Linked DNA regions of Homo sapiens: all the other regions are linked to region 4. The links are chromatin loops, found by intact Hi-C in ENCODE. Cell type or tissue: mammary epithelial cell. All regions are shown on one strand. Each heading gives the region's core, and the rest is flanking DNA. Links, peaks and the distances in the headings are about the cores only. Region 1 has its middle 11 kb from the start of TRI-AAT5-2. Region 2 holds the start of TRI-AAT5-3 (tRNA-Ile (anticodon AAT) 5-3). Region 3 holds the start of TRS-TGA4-1 (tRNA-Ser (anticodon TGA) 4-1). Region 4 holds the start of TRQ-CTG5-1 (tRNA-Gln (anticodon CTG) 5-1).

Region 1 (7,576 bases), core at 1,693-5,692, 110 kb after region 4:
CTTCTGTTTTTTCAGCGTAATGTCTGGGGCCTGTGTTGTTTGTGGAAGTCACATTGTTGAGGCTGCAATTTCTGTAGAGTCTTTTTTAGGCTTGCTTGAATTTTTTTTTCTTCTTTTCATCCTTTGATGAGGACATAGTCTTTAGGCTGATACTAGAAATTTTAGGGGTGGTGCCTGCGCTAAGAGACTTTTTACAATCTTTAAAGAGCAGGTTAGTGTTTTAAGAAAAACTCGTGGGCTGGGCGCAGTGGCTCACACCTGTAATCCCAGCACTTTGGGAGGCCGAGGCGGGCAGATCACGAGGTCAGGAGATCGAGACCATCCTGGCTAACACGGTGAAACCCGTCTCTACTAAAAATACAAAAAAATGTAGTTGGGCATGGTGGCGGGCGCCTGTAGTCCCAGCTACTCTGTCTCAAAAAACAATAAAAATAAAAAAACAGAAAAACTTGTGTTTTATTTTAATGTTTAGTTTATAGAAAAAGTGGATGATACCTTTTTAACTTTAGCAAATGTGTTTACACACATAATTTTTTACAATTATCATTTTAAAACTTGCTTAGACCTTTATTTTTATTTTTTAATTTTTTTTTTTGAGATGGAGTCTCACTCTGTCGCCCAGGCTGGAGTGCAGTGGCACGATCTCGGCTCACTGCAAGCTCCGCCTCCCGGGTTCATGCCATTCTCCTGCCTCAGCCTCCCTAGTAACTGGGACTGCAGGCGCCCGCCACCACGTCTGGCTAATTTTTTTTGTATTTTAATAGAGACGGGGTTTCACCGTGTTAGCCGGGATGGTCTCGATCTCATGACCTCGTGATCCGCCTGCCTCGGCCTCCCAAAGTGCTGGGATTACAGGCGTCAGCCACTGGCGCCCGGCCTGCTTAGACCTTTGAAACAAAAATTATACAACCTTTTTTGCATAAATTTTTTAATAACATTTTTCACGACTTTCACAGACAATTTTTAACATGTCTTAAATTTTTGTTTTATAACTTTTTTTTACTAAAGGTACATTTTTATAACTTTCTTAGTTTTTTTTGTTTGTTTTGAGATGGAGTCTCGCTCTGTCGCCCAGTCTGGAGTGCAGTGGCACGATCTCGGCTCACTGCAACCTCTGCCTCCTGGGTTCACGCCATTCTCCTGGCTCAGCCTCCCAAGTAGATGGGACTACAGGCGCCTGCCACCATGCCTGGCTAATTTTTTGTATTTTTGGTAGAGACGGGGGTTTCACCATGTTAGCCAGGATGATCTCGATCTTCTGACCTCATGATCTGCCCGCCTTGGGCTCCCAAAGTGCTGGTATTACAGGCATGAGCCGCCGCGCCCAGCCGATTTTTTTTCCCTTTTTCCACTTTTTTTTTTTTTTTTTGAGATGGAGTCTTGCTGTGTCGTCCAGGCTGGAGCGCAGTGGCGCGATCTTGGCTCACTGCAAGCTCTGCCTCCCGGGTTCACGCCATTCCCCTGCCTCAGCCTCCTGAGTAGCTGGGACTACAGGCGCCCGCCACCGCGCCCGGCTAATTTTTTGTACTTTTAGTAGAGACGGGGTTTCACCGTGGTCTCGATCTCCTGACCTCGTGATCCACCCACCTCGGCCTCCCAAAGTGCTGGGATTACAGGCGTGAGCCACCGCTCCCGGCCTCTACTTCGTTTTTTTCACAGTCTTTTTTTTTTTTTTTTGCATCTTGTTTTGATTTTTGTCTCTTTTAGTCTTTTTTCTTTACTTTTTTCTTTTATTTTTTTAATGTGTAATAATTAGATGAATGTTGGTAACAATGGATATATGTACATATCTTAGTTTCCAAAATTTAGGGATGTGTTTAACATCTGTTTGCCACAATGGATTAGGTTCTAATCCTCTAGGGTTAACACCTGTTGAAGGAGGGGACGTGCTTGTGAGCTGGTAATCTGGGCATTGTAGGATAATTTGCTTAGCCAGCCTCTGTGTAAGTTGAAATTATTTAGATAAGTTTTTCAATTTTGGTGGGAAAATTGATGTGATTGGGTGACTTGGTCAAGCAGTGATGTCATAACCTGAAGGTCTGCTTGATTATTGCCGTAAGCCAATGGGCCAGGCAGAGAGCTGTGAGCTCGAATGTGTGTAATAAAAATAGGATGTGTATCTTGGTTTAGCAATTGCTGAAGTTGAAGAAAAAGAACACACAGACTGGGCTCCAGAGCGAACTTAAGGCTGTAAAAGTTCTTTAATAATTAAACAGAATAACCTTAGCTTTTTGAATGTTAGTAAATTCAGATCGAGTGATTGGATTATGTGGTCTCCACCAGACTGTCGCTTTTTTTAATGTTTACTAGACCCACCAGTAAAAACAGTCACAGCTCCTTCCAAAGGAGCATCACAAGGAATTTTTGGAAGAACCCATGTAGTTAATTTTAAAAACTGGAAAATTTTATTTTTAGGATAATGATTATCAATACATTCAACAAATTCTGTTAAATTAACTTGCCATGTAACTGAGTTAATAAATGCCTGTTTTACCTGATTTTTATTTATTGGAATTATAATCTTATTGGGCTCAGTGCCACAAAGTTTAACAATTCGTGACGAGCCTGTCCAATTAGAATTGCCATCTGATCTAAATATACTGTGAGTGTTTTTATGGTATTATGTGGCAAAAAAAGACCATTTAACTAAATCATTATTTTGAACAGTAACCCCCATTGGGGAATGTGAAGTAGGGAACACAATGAATTGTAAAGGCGAGTCTGAGTCAATCTTACTGACCTGGGCTTGTTGAATTTTTGTCTTCAATTACTTTTAACTCTTTTATGGCCTCGGTGTTAGTTCTCTGTTACTTTGTAAGTTGGAATTTCCCCTCAATATTGAGAAGAGATTAGACATAGCATAAGTAGGAATTCCTAAGGTGGGCCGAATCCAATTAATATCTCCTAACAATTTTTGAAAATCATTTAAGGTTTTTAAATAATCTTTTTAAATTTGAACCTTTTGAGGCTTAATGGCTGTATCCTGTACTTGCATCCCCAAATACTGAAAAGGAGTGGTTGTTTGAATTTTGTCAGGTGCTATACGCAATTCAGCGTTTGTAATTGCCTTTTGTAAAGATGAATAACATTGAATAGGTTGATCTCTATTTTTTGCTGCACACATCTGGAAATTGATCTCTAACAGGCTGGATAGTTCTGCCTACAAAAGTTTGACAGATTGTGGGACTGTTTAACATACCCCGGAGTAAAACCTTCTAATGATATCTGGCTGCAGGTTCTTTGTTTTTAATGGCAGGGACAGTAAAGGCAAATTTTTCGAAATCTGCCTCTGCTAAAAGAATTGTAAAACAAGGCAGTCTTTTAAATCTATAATAATGAGCAGCCAGTCTTTAAGGAGCATAGTGGGGGATGGGAGCCCAGGTTGTAAGGCTCCCATCGGTTGAATTACAGCGTTGGCCACTCGCAAGTCGGTCAGCATGTGCCATCTACCGGACTTTTTCTTAATTACAACTATTGGGGAATTCTAAGGAGAGAAAGTGGGTGAAATATATCCTTTTTCTAGTAGTTCTTTAACTATTTCATAAAGCGCCCCCAATTTTTCCTTAGGCCACTGTTCGACCCAGACAGGGCGCTGGGTCATCCATTTTAAGGGAAATTGCTCCTTCACTGTAATGAACTGCAGGGCGAACCTGAATTACCCCCTCTCCATAATGAACTGCGGGTCGGGCAATAATGAGCGCGGCCAGCCGAGTCTCGGCAGCGGAGTCTCAGGCTCCCTCCGCCTGCACTCACTCGGCTGAGGAGGAGGTGGCCATTCCGGACATTCCTCTTGAGGAACCCTGAGCTGAATGAGTTTCTGAATAGGTTTAGGAAGACTGGGGGGATTGGCATAAATTACTTCCGGACTCTCCTTTTGGCTAGTACTCGGTAGAGGCGTTTCAGAGTCCTGATTATCAAACTCCTCCTTCTCCTCCTCTGACTCAGCCTCATCATTTGTCTGAAATGGCTCCAGTGCGGCACGCACCAATGACCAAACTGACCAAACAGGCAAACGAATTTCCTTTCCTTCTCTACGTGCTTTTTAAAGGTCCTTTCCAACTCTTTCCCAATCTCTTAATTTCAAAGTTCCCTGTTCAGGGAACCAAGGGCAAAATTGTTCTACAGCATGAAATTAATTCATACGATTTTTTGTACCAACTTTTACGCCATCACGCTTCAACAGCCGCCCTAGCAAGCTCAAATACGTGGTGTACTTACTTTCAGTTTTCCCCATTGTGTCCCTGGCTTTCTCCAAGTGCCCTGCTTACCTGCAGAGCTTAAAAACTTTTTCGTCCTCGGGAGTCCTTCGTCCATCAGCCCTCCGTTTCACACGCTCGAGCATTCCTTCATCAGATTCTTTCGAGCCCCACGTTGGGCACCAGAATGTTGGGGACCAGCCTCAATACCACCCTTAGGGTACCTAAAGTCCGGTGGCGACAAAGGAATGAGAAGAGACAGGTTAAGAGTGTATAAAGAGTGGGGGCCAGGGGGCCAATTGCAAAATGGAGGCTGCAAAAGGCGCCCAGCTCTGGTCTCCACACTATTTATTGAGTACAATCACTTAGATCCAAAAAGCAGACATTTAGGGCGAAATGGTGAAAGGGAGGCAGCGTGTTACAGGCGTAATCTATAGCAATAGCGGTTTAAATGAATCTCCTTTGTGCCCAAACAGCGTATCTTTAACTTATTGGAGAGTAGCTAGTGGGAGCGGGCTTAACTAGGAGCCTGCACGTCTGTCTACATTCCAACGCTTCAAAGGAGTGTCTTTCTTCTTGAACACAGTGTTTATAGATAAGAGAGCAGGTTGCACTCAGAGCATGGGAACATAATGGCGATAAGAAGGCTTTCCTCTTCAGAGGCCTCTTGTGGCTTTCCACAACTTACTCTCCCATATTTTTATTGCCAGTTTATGGCCCCATAAGCCTTTTTCCCAATGTATCTTCAAGAGAATGTCCAGCAACCCAAACAGCTGACACCCTGTTGGGTCAGCAGAGCTCAATCTCTCAGGGTTTGGAAAGCTGCAGGAGGGGCAGTAAAGCACAAAGAGAAGAGAAGGTACCACCGAGAAGTACTGTAGTAAAAAAATAATTTTGGTTTTACCATTCATCTTCCATCAAATTTCTACTAGTCAACAAAGCAAATAAAGACAACTACTATTTCACATGGTAGATGCAGAAACAGAGTTAATGAAGTGTGCTAAAGATAAGAAACATGATCTTGTGTCTATCTTTTTTTGTTTGTTTGTTTGAGATGGAGTCCCGCTCTGTTGCCCAGGCTGGAGTGCAGTGGCGCAATCTCAGCTCACTGCAACCTCGGCTTCCCGAGTTCACACCATTCTCCTCCGTCAGCCTCCCGAGAAGCTGGGACTATAGGTGCGTGCCACCACGCTTGGCTAATTTTGTTTGTATTTTATAGAGACAGGGTTTCACCACGTTGGCCAGGATGGTCTTGATCTCCTGACCTCGTGATCTCCCCGCCGCGGCCTCCCAAAGTACTGGGATTACAGGCGTGAGCCACCGCGCCAGCCAATCTTGTGCCTATCTTTAAATTAAAAACAAAATTTACAAATTACAAAACAAAAATAAGTAAATAGTTGACCTGGCTCATCGAAAGATATGGCTCTCCTTTCTCAAAAACAAAACAAAAAAAGGGAAAAAATGTCCTTCAAGTATGAGATACATACCTGTATATAGACAGAGAGAGAGAGAGTAAATGAGTCAATAACTTCGGATGAATCAAAGGAGTAGAAAAGTATAAAAGAAATGGGAGAATTGTAGGGTCCACAAGACAGCAGGCACGGGGTGACTCCGGGGCTCTGCTGGCTCCTCTATGGGTTTACCACTGCCCACGGGTGGATCAGGCCCTGGCCTGAAAGGAACCCTCGCAAGGGCAGATATTTACCGCCTCCTCCCTATCGTTGGAAACAAGTGCTCATTGTAGCCCAAAGAAACTCACGCTTAGACAGAAAATTCCTCAGCAAGACACCTTTACTTCTGCAGAAGAGTGCTGCTTGCACCTGTTACAATCGCAAGAGCACAACGAACAAAAGCGGGAAGGAGTTTTTAATACTAACGCAGTTCCTGTTTCTATGTTCTTCCCCTGTTGGCTGGGGTTGGACTGCACAATCTAAGCTGATCCTGACTGGCTAAAACTTAAACTTTTCCAAATAGGGTAAACCCACCATTTGTGAAAAGAAGAGGTGGGGCGGGGGGGAGCGGGGGGTAGGATTGATTTACAACTTTTACAACTTATGACCAGAAAGTTGAGTCTTTGAAGAGCAACTTAGTTGTCCCAACCATTTCCCCTCTTCTGTTTTATAGTTCTTCCTCTTCAAATTTCTTCAACAGGATTTGTTTTTTTTTTTTTTGTTCTTCTTGATTATCTAAGAGCAAGAGCTTATCTGAATACAGAGGGGGAAAGGTGAGGGAGGTTTTTGTAAGAGCTGCTTCTATGAGCCTTTGGGTTAACCCACGAATACAAGGTATGATACAGCAGCTCACAAGGATGAGTACATCTGTAACAATCGCAAGGAAGGTAAAGACTGAGGTCATGAGTCCTTTCCATTTTCCAAACCACCTTTCCATCAGGCCCATAAAGGGGTCGTCTATTCCAGAGTTTTCCGCTAATTCACTTGCTAGGGTGGTAAGGCCTTGCAAGGCTTTTGTGATTGTCCCGTCAGGGGCTGTATTATTAGGAATAAAAAAGTACAACACTGGACCCCGATCATGACACAAAGTCTGCCCTTTTCAGCTAACATCATGTCAAGGGCTATTCTAGTTTCCCAGGCCATCTGGCTCGTTGGGTCTAACTGTTCAGCTATTCCTTTTATGGCATCTCTGGTATAATTGACAAATTGCTCCTGATTGTAGTATATATAATTTATCCAGTCTACATTTTTGTTAATAGTGGACCACCAGAATAAGATAGGCTCGAACCCGGTGGCTATTTGGTTTCAAGCTTTGAATTCATTTGGTACCCCCTGCGGGACCCCGATACTGTCTATGTAATGTGCAGGTCAAAGGACCCGTGAAAGGCTTCTCTTTTTCTTCAGGTTACTTGCTTCCTGTCTGGTTGATGAAATGCCAAGGTGAAAGGGATGGCTAATTGGATCAGAGCGCAAGTGCTGCTCCAGTTGCTTGGCAGTGTACCCAATGTTGGTCCCCCACAATACTGCTCAGGGATAGACTAGGTCCCACACATCTGCTTGGGGATAGACTAGGGCTGACTGAGTGGTTAGCTCTTAAAAAAGTTTAGGCCCACTACATCCCGTCAGGTTTCCAAGGTATGTCAAATGTTTCCCTTGCTGTGAGAGACACAAGGTAAAATTGGCATCGAGAGCTGGAGATTAAATGTCCCTTGGGGGCAGTTCCATAGGGCTCTTTACCTTTGGGAAAAGTAGTGAAAGAGTGGTGCATGACTTGTTTCCCCAGGCTGTGGGATGCTGGAAGAGGCCTACCATAAAATCCATGCCAAGTTGGTTGGCCCATCCATGTGGGAAAGGAACAATTTGGGTTTGTTGGCCTGCCCATTGCACAAGCGTAACCATTGCTTTTATTTAGAGTGCGAACAGAATATT
Region 2 (7,576 bases), core at 1,441-5,440, 58 kb after region 4:
AGTTCATATAGCAGGTTTCTTTTACCCTGTTAATGCGCATGCTTAATATATTTCCTAGTGTTACTTAGAGTTTAGTTACATCTGTCCCGCTCTCTCCACTTCCTAGTGTTACTCGGAGTTTAGTTACATCTGTCCCGTTCTCTCCACTGATTACAAAGGCACAAATTCAAACATGTTTCAATTCTGATTTCCAAAGGCAATAACGGGGTGACTTTCATATGCCTTGGCTACTTATTAACCAAGTGCCATGCTGAAATTACTTAAACACTCAATAATACCTGTCCTTAAGGAGTATGGGTACCACAAAGTAGTGGGACATGATAGATGGTGAGTATCTTTTCAGAGAATGAGGTCCAGTGGTCTACTGCAGCAGTTATCAAATTAGGGTAATTTTACCCTTGGGAACACAAGAGGACCTAATTTTAAAAAGTGCAAGATCCGGCCGGGCACGGTGGCTCACGCCTGTAATCCCAGCACTTTGGGAGGCCGAGGCGGGAGGATCACAAGGCCAGGAGTTCGAGATCAGCCTGACGAACATGGTGAAACCTCATCTCTACAAAAAATACAAAAAAAAATTTAACCAGGCGTGGTAGGGCACGCCTGTAATCCCAGCTACTCAGGAGGTTGAGGCAGGAGAATTGCTTGAACCCGAGAGGCGGAAGATGCAGTGAGCCGAGATGGCACCACTGCGCTATCATCAACCACCATATAGATTTTTTTCTAAAATTGATCTGTCTGAGAACACTCCTGATATCAAGGTGTGCATTTTCTCAATGGCCTTTCTTATATTCAAAAACAAAACAAACAACAACAAAAACAAACAAACAAAAAAAACCCCGTGTTTCTCTCACTCTTCTCAGTATGACCAAGGTTCTTTAGCTCAAAGTGCAAAACACTCTGGGCTTCAACACAGGGACGATTGGAAAGACCTGGGTGGGAAGAGTCTTTCCCGGGTAATTGAATTGTTCTAATTGCTAATTAACTATCCTTTAGCAAGTCAGGAAGTTTCCAATTATTTGGTTTAAACAAATTAAGGGAGAATCTAGTCAAGTTCTCAACTAGCATAGAGTGTAAAATGTAATTATTTATTGTGGGTTACTATGTGATTTTTGGCAAATAACTTACTGTTAAATAATTCTGAGACATTTGTGTAACAAAATCTGATCTATTTTCATTTATTTGTATACTAAAATGCATTTTCTCAGTAGTTATAAATTGGGCATAAAACTAATATTGAAATGACTTATCATGGCAATGTGTACATTTATTTATCAACAATTACACGAACTAATTATAAAAGCCCAATTGTGTAATTTCGATAAATATCCAATTACTTTCACCTTTATACTCACTGATTAGTTTCCAAATTCATAATATTTTTATTGTTATGCTTGATTGTATATAAGTAATAATTTTAATGATAATTCAATGCAGAGGAACTCATAAAAATGAAAGCCGGCCAGGCGCAGTGGCTCACGCCTGTAATCCCAGCACTTTGGGAGGCTGAGGCGGGTGGATCACGAGGTCAGGAGTTCGAGACCAACCTGACCAACATGGTGAAACCCTGTCTCTATTAAAAATACAAAAATTAGTCGGGCATGGTGGCGCGCACCTTTAATCCCAACTACTCAGGAGGCTGAGGCAGGAGAATCGCTTGAACCCGGGAGGCAGAGGTTGCAGTGGGCTGAGATCGCGTCATTGGACTCCAGCCTGGACGACAGAGCGAGACTCTGTCTAAAAAAAAAAAAAAAAAAAAGCCTGCGCCATCCCCCAAATTGATTGTAATGTACATATATATTTTTGTTGTTGTTGCAGGTAAGTAGGCTATGGAAAACTTAAAATAATTTTAAGCATAAAACTATTACATTATTCAAAATTTATGATCTTCAACGTATTCAAGAATGATGCAACACTTTAATTTTTAAAAATGTCAATAATTATAATACAAAGAAAAACATCTGCTTAATCTTAAGATACATATTAATTTGTCAAAAATGTGTATGGGGGGACATAGTTTTAAAAAATTGGGGAGGACGGTGGGTAACAATATTTTGAAGCCTAAGGGCCCAACTTGGCTAACGACTAAGCTCTGTTAAATCTTCAGTTTTTATCTTGTGTCTATTGGAAACAGCCTCCAAATCCAAAGAGGGCCACTCAGACCAGATATTACAACACGGCCTCCCTCGAATTCTTGGGTTTTCCTAGATATTCAGCAGGGTCATGGAGGCTAGCGTTATCGTCTTTGTCCTCAAAATAGAAATCCGAGAAACCTCCAAGTGGCCCGAAAATTTAGAGCACTCGCTCGTGGATACCATTGTCACTCCAGAAATGGTCTGAATTCCTCTTTCCTCTCGAAATTTATTTGCTGGGCACCAAACTAGAGCCGGACACCAAACTAGAGCTGAGCCAGACTTAATTCCTGGGAAATCGTCCAGGAAAAAGAGCTGCCTGTTCGGGATCGTTGCTAGGGCTCTAGGACGCAGACTTGTCTATTTCAACACATGCATACCTGAACCAGCTCAACCCTGTTTGCATCGCCAGTGTGTTCCCTGTCTGAAAAGAACTGGGTGCTGACCTTGTTGAACTTGAGCACCCTTAGGCTGCCCGAGGCGCAGCGAATGTGTACCAGGAACCGTAGCCGCGCCCGGACAGGAAGAGGCGCCGAAGCCCGGCTGAGTGGAAGTCCTTAGTCTTCCAACAGCCATAGCGGCGGGAACTGGGAGAGAAAAGGTATGCACAAAGTCCTTTGTTGGAGAACGGAGACCTCCGAGCTGTTATTAAAGGACAGCTTTCTCCACCATCTTCCCATTCCACCACCAATGAGGAGGTAAATTGATTTCTGTTGAAAATATTGTTTTTTGGGGGGAAGACGTTGAGACTCCTGATGACATTTGCCTGCCGCCTAGAGGATCCTCGTGCTCCACTTCGAAGAATTGAAGTCTTGATAATCAGCAGAAATGACCTCTGCACACCTTTTCCCCATTCATTGAACTATTGAGCAGCTTACCATGCTGTGCGGGCACCCGAGGTACCAGGAGAATGAAGAGCAAGACAGCACAAAGAGTAACACAAGCAGTTAATTATAATAACGCGTAGTGGAGCAACAGACATACCACCGGGCGTTTTGAGGGGGCCAGAGAGAAGGAGTAACTCTCCAGTCCTTATGAACCCGCGAGGCATAGCTGCCGGAGATTTTCTTCCTTCCATTATGGAGCGGATTCCTCATGCCGCGATCCAAATCCACCAGCCATTCCGCGTGGTGAGTCAATTTCATAAGCAAACCATTTGGATGGAAAACTCAGAACGACCAGCTTCTGCTCCCAGATCGTCCCCCGGGTCTCTGGACCCCTCCCAAGGTCAAAAGGAAGGAAGCCCCTCTCGTGAATGGTTCTCTGTAGTATTTTCTCCGGGCGGAATAGGTGAGTTTGAGAAAATCTCATTTCCCACGGGAGAGGCGAAGTTCCTTTCTGCTGGAGGTAGAGTTTTTGGCCTTGTCCTTGTTTTTGTTTTTGTTTTCCTTCTTCCCTGCGGGAGTGCAGGAAGGGAAAATGCAAAACACCAACAGAAGTTTGAAGAAACAATATTACGTAGTCGCAATTAAAATTATTTTAAAAGACATCCCTTTGAGGAGAGGAAAAGAATTTCCTTTAGTGTTAAAGAAACACAAAAACAACAAACATTTTGCTTTTTTAAAATTGAAAGAACAACTGTTTTCCGGGTGGCCGGTTAGCTCAGTTGGTTAGAGCGTGGTGCTAATAACGCCAAGGTCGCGGGTTCGATCCCCGTACGGGCCACGAGGGTTCTCACCTTCTCTCTCCGATTTTGCCGCAGTCACTTCACATCCAGCTATACATCGGAAATAACAGCTTCTTCAATTTAAAGTCGGAATTAAATGATGCCATTTCTTCTTCAGCAGTCACACCTACCCATTTCAGTCTTGCACTCCTCTAAAGGAGCTTGGGAAAGAAAAAAGAAAATCTTATGGAACAAGTGACATGACGCCCTAAGACAGAAATTTTAGTGAAGAAAATGAGGGTGTTAGAGAGGGGGGTAGCACTGGGGTTGGATGTGTGTCTGATGCCCGCTGTCCATCCGAACTCCATGTTTTTTTGGTCCCTTTCTCAGGATCCAGCCTATGGAGTCTGCTTGTGCCTGTCACGTGCTTCCTCTACCTGATGGTCTGCTCACCCCTGGAGCTATCTTTGGACACTGTTGAAATTGATATTTTTTATTAAGATAATCACAATGGGAAACAATGCATACATATTTTGCTTTCCTTTTTTTCATATTAAATTCTCAGTCTGTTCTCATCAGAATTTTCGTCTTTGAGGACATAATTTTTTTCTTTTTTCTTCCAGATCACCAGGTCTCAGAATGGCTCTGAAGACAGAGTAGGCATTCGGTAAATATTTGTGGAGTGACTGTTGAAGACTCGCCATTAGAGTGTGTTTTCAAACATTGGGATTTTGTTTGCCCAGTCTGACTGATAAACATATATAAAGGAGCAAAAGCCTGCCAAGGTCTACATTTACAGCAAAACAAAGTGGTTGTAAAGATTATATCATTTTATAGAATACACAGAATTACAGATGTGAAAAATAAATGGTAAAAATAATCCCAGCAAGAAACGAAACTTAGACATTTCAGATCTGACAAAGGGTCATTTTCAAAGGATGACGAAACCACCGCTCAATACTTTAAAAAGACAAAATCAAAGCTCATTCGAGGGAGAGCTATATTGTAAAACACAGTCCCTGAAAACAGAACAGATGGCTGATCTTTTTTTCATTAGGTTGATATAATCTATGGGAGCATGGTTACTTGTCAGAGACTGCCATTGTTTGGTCGGCACTCATAGGTATGTTTATTGGAGTGAGTCCATCCCTGATCAGCTCACTTTCCGAAGCCAGGAGCAGACACTGATTGGTTTTCAAAAGTGTGTTCACAGAAGCGATTGTTACTGACAGATTGAACTGATTGAAAACCAGTTCTGGGCCGGACGCGGTGGCTCACGCCTGTAATCCCAGCACTTTGGAAGGCCGAGGTGGGCGGATCACCTGAGGTAGGGAGTTCAAGACCAGCCTGACCAACATGGAGAAACCTCGCCTCTACTAAAAATACAAAATAGCCGGGCGTGGTGGCGCATGCCTGTAATCCCAGCTACTAGGGAGGCTGAGGCAGGAGAATCGCTTGAACCCGGGAGGTGGAGGTTGTAGTGAGCCGAGATCGTGCCATTGCTCTCCAGCCTGGGCAACAAGAGCGAAACTCCGTCTCAAAAAAAAATTATATATATATAATGTTTATATATATATAACTAATGTTTATATATATGTTTATATATATATAAAACATATATATAGTGTGTGTGTATACACACACACACACACACACACACATATATATATATAAACAGATTCAGAATTTCACAAAACAACTATGGGCCGGGCGCGCTGGCTCAGGCCTGTAATCCCGGCACTGTGGGAGGCCGAGGCGGGTGGATCACGAGGTCAGGAGCTCGAGACTATCCTGGCCAACATGGTGAAACTCCCGTCTCTACTAAAAATACAAAAATTAGCTGGGCGTGGTGGTGCGTACCTCTAATCCCAGCTACTAGGGAGGTTGAAGCAGAAGAATCGCTTGAACCAGGGAGTGGGAGGTTGCAGTGAGCCGGGATCGCGCCACTGCACTCCAGCCTGGAGACAGAGTGAGACTCCTTCTCAAGAGAAGAAAAAAAAAAAAAAAAAAAAAAAAAAAAAAACAACCAAAAAAACGAAACTACGCTCTGTTTCTGCCCGGTTTCGAACCGGGGACCTTTCGCGTGTTAGGCAAACGTGATAACCACTACACTACGGAAACTCGCTTAGTGAGAGTGTTTTTCAGTTTTGAATTAGTTAAAATGAACTTTAAATTTATCCGTTCCGTCAGGGTATATCTTTGGCAGAGGGGTAATATTTTCCCCTACACTTTCTAATTCTTAGAATACATAGTTTAAAACCCGACAACTCGAAATCAAGCAAATGCTTCTCCTGAAGCTTCAATTCCTTCAGAAGCACAGGGCGGGGAAATATCAGGCAGTCTCTCGGGAAATTTTATTTCAGTTCATTTTTTTTTTTTGGTATGTTCTCTGCTCTCTGCTCTCATAAGACGCTCTAATGTTCATTTCTCGATGACTGAAAATTAAGCAGGATATTGGTGACCTCGAGTATTTTTTTCTTCATGCTAGCAGCCTGTCAGTGAGATTCATTCAAAGTCCCGCTTACTCCTAAATGAGACTCTTTCTTGAGGTTTGAAACAAAAGGCAGACGCAGTGTTCATGCAAAGGCGTATAACAAGAAATAAATAGCTTGGGTGTGTAAGGGGAAGTTTAAAATCAAGACAGAACAACCGTATTCATTAGGATCAGTTACCAATGAGCAAATATCTATATATCATACATGGTAATTGGTAATAAATACATATGTATATTTACACATATGTATATATATGTATATATGCTTCTCACACTATGTATTTTTTGCTGTTTTATATACATATATATATATGAACATGAGGATAAGCTTCCTCATCCATAATTATCTCATCCTTAGCATAGTGAAAAGCATCTAGTAGGCTAGATTTTATAAATCCTAAAGAAGCGATAGAGTTCTGCTAACTATGGTAAAAATTTTCGTCAAAAGATAGCATATTTGATCATCAACAGCTATTTGATAGGAATTAAAACATAAATTCCATGAGGAAAAGGATATTTTGTCTGTCGTGTCCACTGCTTTATTCCCAGCTACTTAATAGTCTCTGGCTTAGGACTTTTAGTAGAGAATTAATTAACATTTCTTTAGTGAATGAATGAATGAGAACAAGTAACAATCAAGAGTTCAGTTTTGGATATCTAAACTTACCTTTTTTCAGTGTATTGTAATTGATGGGTCTTTCAAACTTGTGCCAATTGAGATGCATATAAAATTGTTTAGCACTTGAAATACTCTCCTTACTTTATCTTGTAGTGAGACTATCCTTGGATTTTACTGTAGCCATTTTTTTTCTAGCATTTGTACCTGTCCTCAGCTATGACATTTTGTGTTAGTGTAGTGATTATCACTGTGTGTTATATGCAGAAGGTCATGGTTTTGCTCTGCAGGAGATCCAAAATAAACCAAGGACTGATCCCTTTATCCTGCTTTTTAAATTTCATAATAGAGAGACCAATGAATTATTTTACAATTGTTATCATCTGGTTGCCTGCTCCAGCAGACTACAGGGTTCTGGGGTCTGGCTAACATTTCCTCATTTTTTTCTGGCTTCCATAAAGGGCCCTCCACAAAGCCCAAGTGCTTACAATTGCCAAACATTCAGAATACCAAATTAACAGCTGATTTCTGAGACTAGCATGGAAGCTGTGAAAAATGTGGAAAGCTGCCAGCTTCAGCCAACAAAGAGTAGGCCAGGGATTCAGATGGCCTGAGAAGGTCTTGAGTCCAGAACCCCAGGAATAGAAAATGCCCAGGATATAAAGGCATTTGCGTCTTTCTAGGGCAGCTCATGTGGATCTGGCTTTTAGCTCTATATTTTGAAAAGTTGG
Region 3 (7,576 bases), core at 1,328-5,327, 210 kb before region 4:
CACGCCTGGCTAATTTTTGTATTTTTAGTAGAGACGGGGGTTTCACCATGTTGGTCAAGCTGGTCTTGAACTCCCGACCTCGTGATCCACCCACCTTGGCCTCCCAAAGGGCAGGGATTACAGGCATGAGCCACCGCGCCCGGCCAGTTCTTCCAACTCTTAAGCCTTTCCAGGAATCTGTGATGTCAGCTTCGTTATTGTCGGCTTCCCACCTTGCAAACAGTTAGGTTTCAGCTTTATCCACTCTAATTCAATTACTATTTATCCAACTCCCTTCTGTCTCCCAAATTTTGTTGATAACTGTGGTATCCACCTAAATTCATGTTTCCTCCTCCATAGTACACTGTTGTCTGTGGGAATAAGCTACCCAGCCAAAGTCTGTATTTACCAGGTCTCCTTACACCTCAGTGAGGCCATATGATTAGTTATAATCAATAAATCATGAATGCAAGTAGCTTGTTTTTCTCCAGGCCTTTAAGAAGTGTGCACTTTCCCAAGCTTTAGGGGATAATAGATTCATAAGATGGAAGAGGCCTGGAACCTTGAATCACCACAAGGACACAAAACAGGTTCCTCTTTCTTTGCTGACACAAAAATCTGCAATCGACTGTTACATGAGTAAGACATAAATCTCAGGCCGAGGCGGGCGGATCACCTGAGGTCGGGAGTTTGAGACCAGCCTGACCAACATGGAGAAACCTCCGTCTCTACTAAAATTACAAAAAATTAGCCGGGCGCGGTGGCGCATGCCTGTAATCCCAGCTACTTGGGAGGCTGAGGCAGGAGAATCGCTAGAACTCGGGAGGCGGAGGTTGCGGTGAGCCGAGATGGCGCCATTGCACTCCAGCCTGGGCAACAAGAGTGAAACTCCGTCTCAAAAAAAAAGACAGAAATTTCCATTGCATCAAGCTACTTTAATTTGGGAAGCCAACAATGTTTTTTACTGTCTGTTATTTGCTTTCATGCTCTCTTAATCATTGTAGGTTTACACATTTTTGAATTGCTTTTACTGTCAACTTATGGGCATCTTAAGAAAGCAAAAATAAAGTCCTGGGTTTCACTACCATTTTAACCAGAAGTCCCCTTGAACAATGTGACCACTTGAGCCAAATGTTTGACTACTGAGTAACATCAAAGTGCTTGTGTCTAGGGACTACCTTTTCCCTGTTCCAGCAATAAAATACTATTTCTGCCCCTTCGTTTTTAAACCTGAATAATGATGTTTGCTTCACATAGTAGAAAAACAAAGAAAAAAACCCATTATGATCCTACAACCCAGACACAAATGGTAATGCATTGGTGTATTCTCCCACACCTCCCAAATACGTATAATGCAAAAATTTTACTTGAGGTTATACAATATATGCATTTAAAAAATTCTCCTCTTTTCATTTAACATTATATCACATGCTTCTTGCCTGAACTATCACAATCTTTTCGAAAATACTGTTATTTATTTATTTATTTTTGTTATCCACTAGTAAGAGTTGCAAAACATCGTTTTTATTGGCTTTGTAGCATTTTTCCAGGTAGATATAACCTATATTATGTAATCATCTTCCCTCCCATTGTTGGAAATGTTTGTTATTTTAATTATTTCATTATTATAACAAAATATCCTAAGTGTCTTTGAACATAAATGATTTCTTTTAGTTTGGATTGTTTCGCTAAGTGAGTTTTCTTCAAAATGAAGTGAGTCAGCTGGGCGCGGTGGCTCACACCTGTTATCCCAGCACTTTGGAAGGCCGAGGCAGGCAGATCACAAGGTCAGGAGTTCAAGACCATCTGGCCAACATGATGAAACTAAAAATACAGAAAAAAAAATAGCTGGACATGGTGGTGCATACCTGTAATCCCAGCTACTCGAGAGGCTGAGGCAGGAGAATCTCTTGAACCAGGGAGTTGGAGGTTGCAGTGAGCCAAGGTCCTGCCACTGCACTCCAAGCCTGGCGACAGAGCAAGACTCCATCTCAAGGAAAAAGAAAAAAAGAAGTGAGTCACCATTTGCACGAGCTTCCTGGTGGAATGGAGAAGTGCTAAGGCAGCAACAGCAAGGATCTTGTTCCAAGAACATGGGTAAGGGAGCTGATTAGTTTCCTAAGACTGCCCTAACAAATTACTATAAACTGGGTAACTTAAAAAGACAGATTTATTCTTAAGATTTTGGCCGGGTTGGTTGTTTTCTAGGTGCTCTGAGGGAAAATCTGAGACCTCTTTCCTTGCTCCTGATGGTTGAAGAAAATCCTTGGCATTCTTGGTTTGTAATTGCATCACTCCAGTCTCTGCCTCCCTCTCAACATAGCTTTTGAACTAGTGACTATGTGTCTGTGTCTCTAAATTTCTCACTTCCTATAAGGACAGCAGTCACTGGATTACTGGATTTAGAGCCTACCTGAATCCAGCATGATCTTCTCTTAACTTGATTAAATCAGCGAAGACTGTTTTCAAATAGGTCACACTCACAGGTACCACAGGTTAGGATTTCAACATATCTTTCTGGGCAACACAATGCAATTCACTTCAGGAGCAACTGCCTTTTTGTCTGCCCTAAACGAAAATGCATGTGGGAAAACTGTATCTGCAAGAGAGTTCGAGGGTCTCAGGTGTAAAAGAGATTCTCTCGTTTGTATCTGAAAGTCTGTCTGAATCTACTTGGTGGTACTTTGGCCAAGCATTTCAATTCCCAGAACTCAAAGCTGTAATCCCTGAGATTCCCCATTAAAGAATAAACAATAAAAGCCTGGTTCTGCAGTGTTTTCCTGAACCAACAGTCTTTAATCCTAGGGGGTAAAAAGGTATTAATATAGCTAGATTTAATGTGGCATTCACAAGCTCTTTTACGTTAGGAGGGACAGACAATGTTCTCAAGCTGCAAAATTTTGGAAAACATGTTATCTAAGCTTCTCCATATTCCCCTGGCTCCTGGGACTGCCTGCTTCCCTCCCTGGGGAAGGTGAAAAGGAGTGAGTTTTCCTGAGAGGATGGAGACCTTCCCATCAACTTTTTCTTCAGAGGGTCCACGAGGGCTAGGTCTTCCCTGCCCCTTCTCATCCTGCACCCCTGCTCAAATTGGGTTTCAACGAATTCTTTAAGCCAGAGAAAGGACAAAGCAGTTCAAAGCTGTTGAAGATATTTCTGGTTTAGTATTCAATACTGAAAGCAAAAGCAAATGACTCCAAGGTCATAATTCCTTCAAATTTCCTCTAGCAGGTTTCCTGTGCTATTGTCATTTGAGGCTGTGAAGCTACTAGGATCAGACCCTCAGCTCCAAACTCCCTTTCTGCTGGTTTCTCACAAATACCTGTGAACAGGTGCATCAACCGTGACTAGCAAGTGGAGTTCTAGGGGGAGAGAAAATCCAAGTCTCTTGTCTCAGAATGCTCCTTTGAACTCCACTTTTCTCAACTGAATTCCAATTCAGTATGGATGACTTATTTCATCTAAAAGCTGGAAGCTCTTAATGCACCTAGAAAATTCTTTGTTACTAGACTTAGTAACCAGGCACCAAAACATCTTTTACTGTAGTATCTACTTACCATACTACCCAAGAATGGCACACTGCTCACATCTTCAAAAGCTTAAACCAAGAGCACTACACAGGTGCGTAGTCGTGGCCGAGTGGTTAAGGCGATGGACTTGAAATCCATTGGGGTTTCCCCGCGCAGGTTCGAATCCTGTCGGCTACGGTTTGGTTTTAGCCTGACTTCTCCCAAATAGTTTCCTTCTAATTGCACCCCAAAGGCAACTGAGTCTCCTGGATTACAATTGTGTCATCTCCTTTGGTAACACTGCGTTGAACTCTGCATTCTAGCTGTCATCATCATTATTAACCCTGCGTTGTAGTTTACCTCTTTCTCTGAGTCCATTACTTTCCTCCTCCTCCAACATCCGAGACAACCGTGTCTCGAGTAAGAGAGAATCTATTGCTGTGGTGTAAACACCACCTAACGTTAATCCTGATTTGAGGAAGGCAATTCTCTTTTCCTCACCTACAAGCTCTGAGAATCGAAGTCAGACTCCATCGAGTTTTCTCTGTAGATAAGTCTAAGTTGCTTGTCTGGTGTGTGAAGATTTTGCCTATAGTGTATTAAGTGTTTTGTTAGCCCAAGTTTAGGGACTGTCATTCAACAGCAACAAGGCATTACCTGTTTTGCAGCAATAACAATGATTGTGATTGTAGCTTCAATATAAATTCGTTGGTTTGTAGACAGTACCACACACACTGTATCTTCTCGGCCTAAAAATTCGAGAGCCCAAGAATGGGAAAGGTTTATTAAACCACAGGAAGTGGATGTTAAAGCTAGCCTCTGGCTGCCAAGCCCTTATTATTTTTATTCTATTGATTTTGTTAAATGTCTTCATCTTACAGCTTAGAAAAATTCAAGGTGAAGTTCTCTGGCCCCAGTCTATTCTTCCTATCTTCTCCAGCACATTCAAAGACCAAGAACACTTATCTGGGCTTTACAGTAGATTCAGGAAACAGTGTAACTTCAGACACTCAGTACTTTGGTTCTCATACAGAATAAAGTTGGGAAGAAAAGGTCGAGGGAGAAGACGAAAAGATGTGGAAAAACAAGAAAACGGAAGAGAGGAGAAAGGCCAGGAGATTGAAGGAATGGAACAAAAGAGAAGCTAGCAGGGTGCCAAATATAGGAATGTTCTCACCCCTCTTGCCCACTTTTATTCTGAGTTTCCTCTGTCTTAGCAACCCCTAAATGCCCTTGCTCTTGCTCTGACAGGCAACTTTCCACTATCTCCACTCTTTGAAATCAGCCCCTGATGTCAAGGCACTTCTTAAAGTCCAATTCCTCCACAGAGGCATTTGTATTGTTTCCAGTTTGGCTATTATAACTAGTGCTGCCATGAATATTCTTGTACATGTATTTCAGTGAATATAAATAAATATTTTTGTTGGAGAGATATACTTATGGGTGGAATTACAGAGTCACAGTACATGTATACATTCAAGATTTAATATATAATGCTAAGTCATTCTCGCAAGTGATTGAGCCAATTTACACCCCCTGAGCAAGTATCACATTGTCCTGATTGCTATGGCTTTTTAAGTAACCCCCCCCCCATTTCAGGTAGCTCAATTTTTATTTTAAATCTGACATACATTCACTAACACATTGCCTGAAGCTTCAGATATTGTTGAAAGCAGCAGTGTTGACATTCCTCATGTGCTCCTGAAACTTGGGAATCTCCTCAAAAGTCTGTGGCCACTTTGTCATCTTCCCTCATACATTTGATCGACATCTTGTGGATTCTATAGTTTGGAGTTGCCCAGGTCAGCCATTGCAGCTGGGGCATACACGAGCCCCCAGCTGGGCCTTGTCGATATCTTCATTCCAAGATTTGATGTCTAGAAGGATGGAGGACTTGAACATTTACATGAGCTTTCTGACCATGCAAATAAGAGGCAGATGCTAGACAACTGTATTCTCGTTAACTTTTAATGAGTACATTTTGTGTCATTTAAACCTAGATTCTCCTATGGGCCTTAAAGTAACTGTGACTTTGAGGTTTCAGAATTGACTGGAATGTTTCTCTGATCAGAGCAGCGGTCTTAGGAGTGAGGAAAGTCGAGAGGGTCCATTGGCAGTTAAGGAGGAATGGCAGAGGGGTCCCACCGCAGCTCTGCTCTCAGAGCCAGGTAGGGGCCATCAGTGGGCAGAAGATGCAAAAAGCAACTTTTCTCCCCGTCGGGGAATCGAACCCCGGTCTCCCGCGTGACAGGCGGGGATACTCACCACTATACTAACGAGGAAGAACTCTGCGTCAGCGAGTTTTGACTACCTCTAATAAACTTAAGTATTCTTGCCCACTTTTTTAAGTCTGTAAGTTTGTATTCTACTAAATTGATTATACTTGGCGAATTTACACTTTAATCTGCCGCCTAAGCCAAAACGACGGGGTCTGTCAGGACAGCCTGGTCTTTCGATTGTGGTGGTGTCGAGATCTCTGACAGTGTTTCTAGTCATTTGCAACCAGCGAGACCGGGTGACCAAAGCAGTTGAACCATTGATTCCACAGAAACTGATAATTGACCAAAGACTTGGACCTCTGACTAGGACTAAATTTCCATGAAGAGGAAAGCACTATCAAGACTTGTAACAGGTATAGGCTTCAGGAGGGTTTGGAAGGCAGGGAAACGAGAGGCGTCCCCAAGAACCGTACAAAGGTACCGCTAACGGGAAAATGACTAGGTATCTGCTAATTAAGGTACCCATAATCTTATGAAAATAGTAGGTATTCAGTAACTTCCACCCTCCATTGTTGTGGGGTTTCAGGATCGGGGAAGTACCAAACAAATTCAGTTCGCAACACGTGAGTTGGCTTAAATTTCTTTCTTCTAAATTTTCTGTTGTTAATTATCTAAAACCTCGAACTCGTAGTCGGCAGGATTCGAACCTGCGCGGGGAGACCCCAATGGATTTCTAGTCCATCGCCTTAACCACTCGGCCACGACTACACAGAATCACAACGTTTTTTTTCACGGTATAGACATGAGAAAATGCAAATCAGGATAATTACTATCTAGGTACAAGAAAATGGGCTTTGTGAGTTGAACGCAAACTTTCAGGTACAACGAGAGTTTGGTTAAAAAAAAAAAAGCAAAAAAAGCCAACCTCCTGTGCCACCTGGACAAGAGCACTGGAATGAGAGTACTCCCGCGTGAGGATGAGCATCATCAGCGTTCCAAACAAAGAATACAAACTTCACGTTAGTAAACAGTGAGCGAGCTCCCGTCGGCGCCCGGAAGTAGGCTGTGGTCTGAGCTCTGGCAGTGGAGTCTCTGCAACTGGAACTAAACTTTGCTAATTAACAAGTGGACTGAGACCCTAACTTACGGCCCCCACTTATCTATTGCCTTTGAACAGCCTGTCTTCCGATAGCCCTGGACACTTTGGAAGATTGCATAACTTGTGGGAAATCAGCACTTTGATCAAAGTGGAAAATGGGCAGAAACAGCTGGTGATTTACATGATTTACATAGTTACGATGCAAGGATGTCCACTGTGGCATTGTTTGTATATAGCATGTAAATATGCTAACTAGTAAGGGAATGGTGTGATGCATTCCTATCACAGGGTACTATGCAGCTGTTAAAGAATTAGATTCTTATCGTTTTACTTGGAAATGTGTGTAAACTTTAATCCACAAAATAGCGAACATAAATAGTTCTATTTATATCGAATGAACCCCCAAATTAAAGTCCATTAAAAACATCCGAAGGGACGCTCACCAATCTAACAAAAGAGCAAAATGGAATGTAAGTGAGAGATTAAAATATCAATTTCGATTACTTTTGTATTCTTTACATTTGTCATAAAAACAATCTGCATTATTTATATAATTGGAAAATTAAAAATGGAAAAACAGACTGCATTAATTATATAATTGGAAAATTAAAAATGGAAAAACAGGCTAAAATATGCCATTGCATACTTACGCATTTAAAAACTGGTTGTGTAAAAACAAAAAAGTTAATACTAATTTATCTGAGGTGTTGAATCATAGCTCCTCATCGTTTTCTTCTTTTAGCTCTTCTCTCTTTCAAATTTTCAAGCAA
Region 4 (7,576 bases), core at 2,328-6,327:
TACATCAGCCTCCCGAGTAGCTGGGACAACAGGCTCCCACCACAATACCCGGCTAATTTTTTTTTTCTTGTATTTTTAGTAGAGATGGGGTTTCACCATATTGGCCAGGCTTGTCTTGAACTCCTGACCTTGAGATCGGCCCGCCTCGACCTCTCAAAGTGTTGAGATTACAGGCGTGAGCCACAGCCCCCGGCCAAGGGGGATTCTTGATTACAATAGAATGCCAAAGTAAAAACTGGTAAATGTGAAGAAAATTCTGGAGTTGAAAAAAAACACCATTTTGCAACCATCATAGTAAATATGGTTCAAGTAGGAATTATCAATAGATGCTAACTCTAGAGGAAAATTTTGATGGGGAGCAAGTTATTTGTATGATCTTTAAGCATCTCCCGCAGATTGCTTATTAGTTGCAAGGGGGAAACTATACACATATATCAACTTGACTGTGTGATTGGAATTAACCTCAGCAATGAGGGGCAATGAACATTGCATGTCTCCAGATTTAATAGTCCTGAGAACGACATGCCATGTACATTCTATTCTCTGGGATGCATAATGTGAACCCAATTATGAGGGTAGAAAATCACGCAAAGCCCAAATAAGAAATGTTCTATGTTTTAAAAATGTGAGCAGTTACCAGGTTCTTCAAAAAGTCAATGTCATAAAATACAAAGAAAGATGTGAAAATGTTCCAGGTTAAAGGAGACTAAAGGGATATGGAAAACACCCAATTCTAGACAGATTCCTGAACTGGAGGGGGTAAATACTATAAAGGATATTACTGGCCAATTGAAAAAAATGGAATACAGGTTAGAAAATTCATAAAAAATTATATTAATGTTAAATATACTGAATTGGTAACTATATTATGGCTATAGCACAAGAAAATATTCCTTTAGGAAGTACTCACTTAAATATTTAAGGGCAAAGGAACATAATATATATAATTTACTCGTAAATGTTCTGGAAGACACACACACAAACATACACAGATATAAACACATACAGAGAGAGAGAATGAACGTTAAAAGTGAATCCTGATAAAAGGTATATGGGTGGTCTTTATACTATTCTTATTCTTAATTTTTTCCCTTAAGTTTGAAATTATTTCCGGGTGAAAAGTTTAAAAAGGCTGAGCGCAATGGCTCACGCCTGTAATCCCAGCACTGTGGGAGGCCGAGGTGGGTGGATCACCTGAGGTCAGGAGTTCGAGACCAGTCTGGCCAAAAAGGCAAGACCCTCGCCTCTACTAAAAATGCAAAAATTAGCTGGGCGTGGTGGTGGGCGCCTGTAGTCCCAGCCACTCGGGAGGCTGAGGCAGAAGAATCGCTTGAACCAGGGAGGCAGAGGTTGCAGTGAGCCGAGATGGCGCCACTGCACTCCAGCCTGGTCGACAGAGTAAGATTCTGTCCAAAAAAAAAATATATAAAAAACATTTTAGTAAAAATTTGAGGAAGTAAAAAGATTTAGTATAACGAACATTCAACTTCCCATCAACCAGCTTAAACAATTAACAACATTTTGTAATGTTGTTTTCTCTGCTGCTCTCCAACACCAACTAGTATTTTGAAGCAAATCCAAGACAGGAGATTCCAAAGCACTTTACTTGGACAATAAGCAAAGGTACAAATTACTCGTTCATATGTAAATAGAAAGGAAGGTGACACACAAACTTCTGTTAATTGTTCGGAGAAGGAGAGGTTATCAGTGTCTGACCAACGCCTTTGGTTCTTTCGCTTTGCAACATGAGGCACTATGTGAGTGGAGCAAGGGATCCATTGCACCATGCGGACATCTTGGCTAAGAGCCCTTCAGGTGCAGGCAATGCCCGCAGCCCACGTGCCGGATGTAGTAAATTGTAATCTAAGAATGGAGAGTAATTCCACTCAGATCCTCAAGAATTCCTTTGAACCTCAGGAGGAAATAAAACTGATAGATGGTCGAGAGAAATGAGAGGAAGCAAAAGGAGGAAAGCTGTAGATAATCTATATAACTTTTCTGAGAGCAACTCAGACCTGCGACAAAAACCTGGTTACCCTCTTAAAGAAAACGGTCGACGAAGGTGGGATTCGAACCCACGCGTGCAGAGCACAATGGATTAGCAGTCCATCGCCTTAACCACTCGGCCACCTCGTCCTTCTGGGGAAAATGTGTTTTTGGGATACTCCTTTAAGGCTTGCTTTTGACGAAGACTTGCAATTTAATTATGGTGATATGTTGATATGTATTGTAATGTCCTTCAAACTGTGGTCTCCTTAAAGAATTCTTACGCAAAACAAGTTCTTTCCACCTTCATATGGAGAACCTTTTACAGTTTAATGATCGTGCCCAGCGCCCGTGTGTCCAGTCTTGAGTGTCATCGTTCCTCCGTATCCATTCTAGCTTTCCAACTACAGTGAATTTTTTTTCTCCCCAAGCTCCATGCTCTCCTTCTCATTTTCCACCCTCAGCACTCTTTTAACTCTTCTCTTTGCCCTCACTTCACCTGCCTTAGTTCATTACTCATTCCTCAGATCTCATGTTAGGCCTTACAGTCCTTCTTACTGAAGGCTAAGCAGCTGAAAATTGAGGCGGCGGGGTGGGGTGGGGGGAATCCTTTTTCTGCTGCCAATGTATTTCTTTTCTGTTTCTGCCACAGAATTTTATCCCAATATTATGTATTTTTATGCTTAAAAACGCTATCATAACTGACAGCAACGGAAAATACTTATATAAATTGAAACCTCTAATTTTTTTTTTATGTCCATTGACCATAAATCCCCAAGAGTTTCACCGTTTTTCTTCTGGTTTGAATTACCTTTACATTCAATGGTGGCACACAATAACAAACACAAATCAACGATTTTGGTAAGTAATTTAGAATACACGAAAAGTAGAGTTGCATTGGAAATGCATCTTTTAGTGAAATGGCTGTTAATATTTTTTTCTCCATCAATTCATTGTCCGCGGATAAATACTTCTTATAGCCGGAATAAGAAAGGTTCAGTGGAATTAACAACAAAAAGATCAGTAGATTGTGGTTTTGAATAAGTCCGAGCCTTCCAAAAGGTGTTTTTATGATTATTTAAGGTGCATTATTTAAAGTGGAATCTTCAACACATTCTCATTACGTTTATCTAAATTTAATAAATAAATTTTAGCAATAAATAAAAGTGATGGCGAGCAGGAGATTTGGGAGGACGTAAAATATATAACTTTACGGATATCCATATTTGTATTTGTATTCATATTTGATAAAAGTCCAAGAATTTTCCTACGAGTCTCAATAATTGTAAAAAAAAATGAAAACACTAACTTTCCATGGCCCAATATGTACGTTCCGTTTTGTTAAAAATGGAATGTTATTAGTCGGAAGTAAATGAGGAATTTGTCAGTTCCTTCATAAAATCGTGTAAAATACGCAATTGAGACACACATCTCTGTGTCTTGTTTACAGAAGACTTTGGAGACACCAGCATTTCCAGTTGTTCTGTCACGGTAAGATATTATCTAAAAGGCGAGAATGATTTGCAGGGGAAGATGGAAGTAGGGAGCATTCACATCCCATAGGGAGCTAGTGCGCGGTAGGGGAGACACATATGGGGAAATGTTTCTTTGTAGCCTCTAGGATCTCGTGGTCTCCGGCCCAGCAACCCTGTCGCTAAGCTTCTCGGCTGCACCGGGCGCTGGCTTCTCTGACATTCCTTAGCGCAAGAGCTTTTTCCTGTTCACATTCCCTGCCTTCTCTCCTCGCTCACAGCTTTCTTCTTTCGTCCCCGCCTCTCTCCAAAACCAAACCGCCCCAGCAATTTCCGGGTGACTGAACTTCTACAATCTGTCTAAGAGGGTCCGAGCTCTGAAACCCCTTCTTCAGGAGCTTGTCCATGCCCAGACGGAAATGCCAAGAAAGCCGAGTTGCTGAGCGCCCAGCAATGAGCTCAGGGAACCCTCACTAGGAAACGCTGCGGGAGGTTGGTGGCTGGGGAGATTGGCGGGGAGAGGGCGTAGAGTAAACTCTGTTATCCTGGGAAAGGGAGTCTTTTCAGCTCATTTCCCCCTCTTCTCTGTCCAAGTAAAACTTGCTTGTGCAAACTCGAAACAGCATCTATCTCTATTGACTATTGACTATCGCCAGTTGTATCTTTCCCGTCACCTGTTCTATCTGCCCAGCCCTCACAAGTTGAGCTTCTATCCCCTTGTGGTCTTGTCTGAGGACAGTTTTCTCTCGGCTTCGGCGACTGTCACCTCTCCCAGACCCATTTAGTGGGTAAGTCCTTTCCTCAGTTTCCATCCCAGCTTTTCTCTGTTCGTGACTATCACCAAATTTCCTTTCTCTCTTCTCACTAGCCTCCTATCTATTGTCTCCTCACTTGTTTGCAGATCTTTTCTGGAGACTTTGATTTGCAGTTCCAGCAGGACTCGAGCGACTGCCTCGTGCATTTCCTTTTGAGGCTTCTCTCTTTTTTCTCCAAAGAACAAATTGTGCGCAGCAAAAAGAAAGTTATTATTTGGTTGGCAGCTAAAGATACTCCGCTCAAGAGATGTGACGTGGAAATACCAGGAATAAAATTTGGTCGAGTGATTTGTATGAGCAACAGTATAGATTGTGGAGAGACGATGGGGATTTGACTGCAGAGGACTAAATCCAAGGTTCCACCGAGATTTGAACTCGGATTACCGGATTCAGAGTCCAGAGTGCTAACCATTACACCATGGAACCTGAAGCTGAACTAGCATTTCCTAAAGTCATAGGTGACCTATTTCTCCACTTTAGGTTCCTTCCCTCCGCCCCATAGTTTGGGTGATGGGTGCATTCTGCTTTTCCTCTTGGAGGATTAAGTCAAGAAGACGCTTACCTGCCACATGCCTACATTCAACACCTTTTACACCACAGTCTTAATGGAAAACGTTGACTTCCAACTGTCAGGAGTCCTCTAATCCTAAACCACTCCTTTCAAGTGCTTTAGGAGCTTGGCGCCCCGGGCCTCGGCCTCTATTTCATCAATGGTAGACAAGTGAGATTGTTAAACAAGACTGTGTGCCAGGTGCCAGGCACACAGTATGCCAGGTTACCGTGTGCCAGTTTTTGTGACAAGTGTTTTCTATTGTTACCTTACCTGTGAGGCTCACAACCACGCTGTGAGATGGGACCCATAATCTCTATTTTACAGGTGAGAAATTTGAGTCAGATACCTGAGATGCTTTACTCCTTTTCGTTATAGATCTAATTATTTTCTCAAAAATCGTTTTTACCAGGGTAACATGTAGCGTTTTTAAGGACACGTTATGGAAAGATTTTACCGAAGTCACAGGGGAGCCACTTTGCTGTTTACAGAAAGCTGAAATAAATGCACTTGAACTACTGGGTTAGAGGAAGATCCCAGCAACCCTAGGATAGCAACTCAGGGAAAGAAGGGGAAGGGTAGACAAAGGTCCCTCTGGAGTTTCCCAGGACAGTGCATAGCTCCCCTGGTCCTTCCACTGCCCTTCACCAATGAGAAATATGTGCAGGGTAAACTTCCAAACGGACACAAAGAAAACTCCCTGCTTCTCCCTCGCATATCCCTTTGTGACACACACAGGAGCCCATGTGAAAACACAAACACAGACACACACACACACACACACACACACACAGAATCGGTTTCTGTGAACAAAACAAAACAAAAAGTCTGTGTTCCTTGTTTAAAGTGATAGCTTCCTCACAGGACAATGTCGTCTGTCAGTTAAATTCGAAAGGGTTTTCAGAGACACATATCCACAACCTTCTAAGGATTTATTCTCTTTATCTTGTGTCTCTACAATTTGAGAAAGAAGGTAGGTTTCAGGACTAATTTGGAAGGAAAATCTGAAATCAAATAAGCTTTATTTTTTTAAAAAAAATGCCAGTTATTTTTCCACTCCTTGAACTCTTCCCCGCCCCCCCCCCCTTTCATTAAGCAGGCTCCCAGTCTTGGAGGTCTCTGCTCTGAACAGCTTTCTGTCCCCAACCCTTATTCCTGGAGGAAACAGAAAGAACATTTAAAAAAAGAAGAAGAAGAAGAAGAAGATTATTACCTGGGGAGATGTAGCATTTCAGATGATTCGGAAACGAACTTAGGTTCTAGGTTCGTTAAGAAATGGGGACGGTTAATTTGAATCATCTTAGAGCATGAAAACCAAATTTCTCGAGGGGGGAAAAAGCCAAAGGCCCGTACGGGGATCGAAACCTCGACCCTGGCATTAGTAGCAGCACGCTCTAACCAACTGAGCTAACCGGCCGACCGCAAATCTGTGCTTTTGTTATTCATCTCACCCGCATCCTCGCCCCTTCTCCGTGAAAGTATTAAATTCTTCAACGTAATTCCTGTTTGTCTTACAGGGAGGAACAATTTCTTAGTTGCTTTAGAGTCTTAATAGAAATAACGAGAAATTTCCTCTTAACGCAAAAACAAAGCAAAATGGCTGTATTCGTAGACTTGAAAGAGGACGCTTAAACATTTCAAACTGTGGCTAATGGCCCAGCAATTTATGGAAATATTTGCTGCCTTCTGAATGTCTAGTCAATACATGCAGACAATGAATCAGATTCGGTGAAATATTAATGAGTCTTTGCTTCGTAAAAGCCGCTCACTAATACAACATACAAATTGGTACTTGAAGGATATTCCCAACGAGTCTGATTCTCGATGGTCCCATGATCGAGATCGTCCCAGGTTTCTTATGTCTAGATCCTCAATTTGGGAGTCTTCCTATGTGTTCCTTCAGATTCCTAAAGTGACCTCAAATCAAAGGTCGCTTCGAAGACCTTGGTATTGAAAAATGCTAGAAATGTGGTTCTAGTCACCATTCCAGGGGCCGTTAAACCCAATCGTTGTCTACTCAGCCATTGTTTCCCAAAAGCTTTACCATTGTTTTTAATGTCTTGTTTATCGTTCCAGAGATTTTGAATACATAGACAAAGTTACACAAGTGTTTTCTTTTTTCTCTTCATGAATAGTGGCATTTTATACACTTTTTAAGTCCCTTGCCTTTTTAAATTTTTACTTACAATGTACTTTTGCAAACTTTCCATATCAGAATAGACAAGTTTTCTTCATTCTTTTAAAAATATGTATAGTATTACATATACTATACACGTGTATACCTATGTAACAAACCTGCATGTTCTGTATATGTACCCCAGAATTTAAAGTATAATAATTTAAAAAATATATGTGTAGTAGTTGGCCAGGAGCAGTGGCTCACGCCTGTAATCACCGCACTTTGGGAGGCCGAGGTGGGCGGATCATCTGGGTCAGTAGTTGGAGACCAGCCTGGCCAACATGGTGAAACCCCATCTCTACTAAAAATACAAAAATTATCCAGGCATGGTGGTGCATGCCTGTAATCCCAGCTACTCAAGGGGCTGAGACAGGAGAAGGTCTTGAACTTGGGAGGTGGAGGTTGCAGTGAGTGGAGATTGTGCCACTGCACTCCAGCCTGGGCGACACAATGAGACTTCATCTCAAAAAAATAAATAAATAAATAAACTAGTATAGTATTCAATTATGTTAGTATATATCATAGTTTAATGGGCAGTTAGTTTAGTTTTCCATCGGCTATTGCAAACTCTTTA

What was found. A loop is a pair of places that touch in the nucleus more often than their neighbours do. Peaks named below come from ENCODE experiments on the same cell type or tissue, not always from the same donor. Only the 100,000 strongest peaks of a DNase experiment are listed, where the experiment ranks them.
Region 1: it touches region 4 in a loop (2.5-fold over the local background); 8 of 110 quality-filtered maps call a loop at or near these places.
Region 2: it touches region 4 in a loop (4-fold over the local background); 16 of 110 quality-filtered maps call a loop at or near these places.
Region 3: it touches region 4 in a loop (2.9-fold over the local background); 4 of 110 quality-filtered maps call a loop at or near these places.

The regions. Positions count from the first base shown.
Region 1 is chr6:27,184,879-27,192,454 of GRCh38, reverse strand. No RefSeq gene overlaps it. Among named protein-coding and RNA genes, the nearest start is that of TRI-AAT5-2, 11 kb to the right of the region's middle. RefSeq lists an enhancer at 3,453-4,018 and a cis regulatory region at 3,227-4,113. In mammary epithelial cell, for the core only: a CTCF peak has its summit at 3,445 (motif pointing left); DNase peaks (open chromatin) are centred at 3,444 and 3,874; H3K4me3 peaks cover 1,303 bases; H3K27ac peaks cover 1,175 bases.
Region 2 is chr6:27,233,789-27,241,364 of GRCh38, reverse strand. TRI-AAT5-3 (tRNA-Ile (anticodon AAT) 5-3) reads left to right here and starts at 3,721; the gene lies at 3,721-3,794. TRV-AAC5-1 (tRNA-Val (anticodon AAC) 5-1) reads right to left here and starts at 5,856; the gene lies at 5,784-5,856. RefSeq lists enhancers at 2,655-2,944, 2,608-3,108, 3,945-4,024 and silencers at 5,783-5,832, 5,843-5,892. In mammary epithelial cell, for the core only: no CTCF peak of the experiment used is centred there; a DNase peak (open chromatin) is centred at 3,804; H3K4me3 peaks cover 1,074 bases; H3K27ac peaks cover 460 bases.
Region 3 is chr6:27,501,938-27,509,513 of GRCh38, reverse strand. It overlaps TRS-TGA4-1 (tRNA-Ser (anticodon TGA) 4-1), which reads left to right and starts at 3,605; the gene lies at 3,605-3,686. TRS-AGA2-4 (tRNA-Ser (anticodon AGA) 2-4) reads right to left here and starts at 6,475; the gene lies at 6,394-6,475. TRD-GTC2-7 (tRNA-Asp (anticodon GTC) 2-7) reads right to left here and starts at 5,770; the gene lies at 5,699-5,770. RefSeq lists silencers at 3,613-3,672, 3,251-3,682, 5,635-5,754 and enhancers at 3,793-3,872, 6,555-6,604, 6,785-7,064. In mammary epithelial cell, for the core only: no CTCF peak of the experiment used is centred there; a DNase peak (open chromatin) is centred at 3,723.
Region 4 is chr6:27,292,556-27,300,131 of GRCh38, reverse strand. TRQ-CTG5-1 (tRNA-Gln (anticodon CTG) 5-1) reads right to left here and starts at 4,699; the gene lies at 4,628-4,699. It overlaps TRS-GCT2-1 (tRNA-Ser (anticodon GCT) 2-1), which reads right to left and starts at 2,136; the gene lies at 2,055-2,136. It also overlaps the pseudogene TRS-ACT1-1. In mammary epithelial cell, for the core only: no CTCF peak of the experiment used is centred there; DNase peaks (open chromatin) are centred at 3,701, 4,651 and 6,201; H3K4me3 peaks cover 1,625 bases.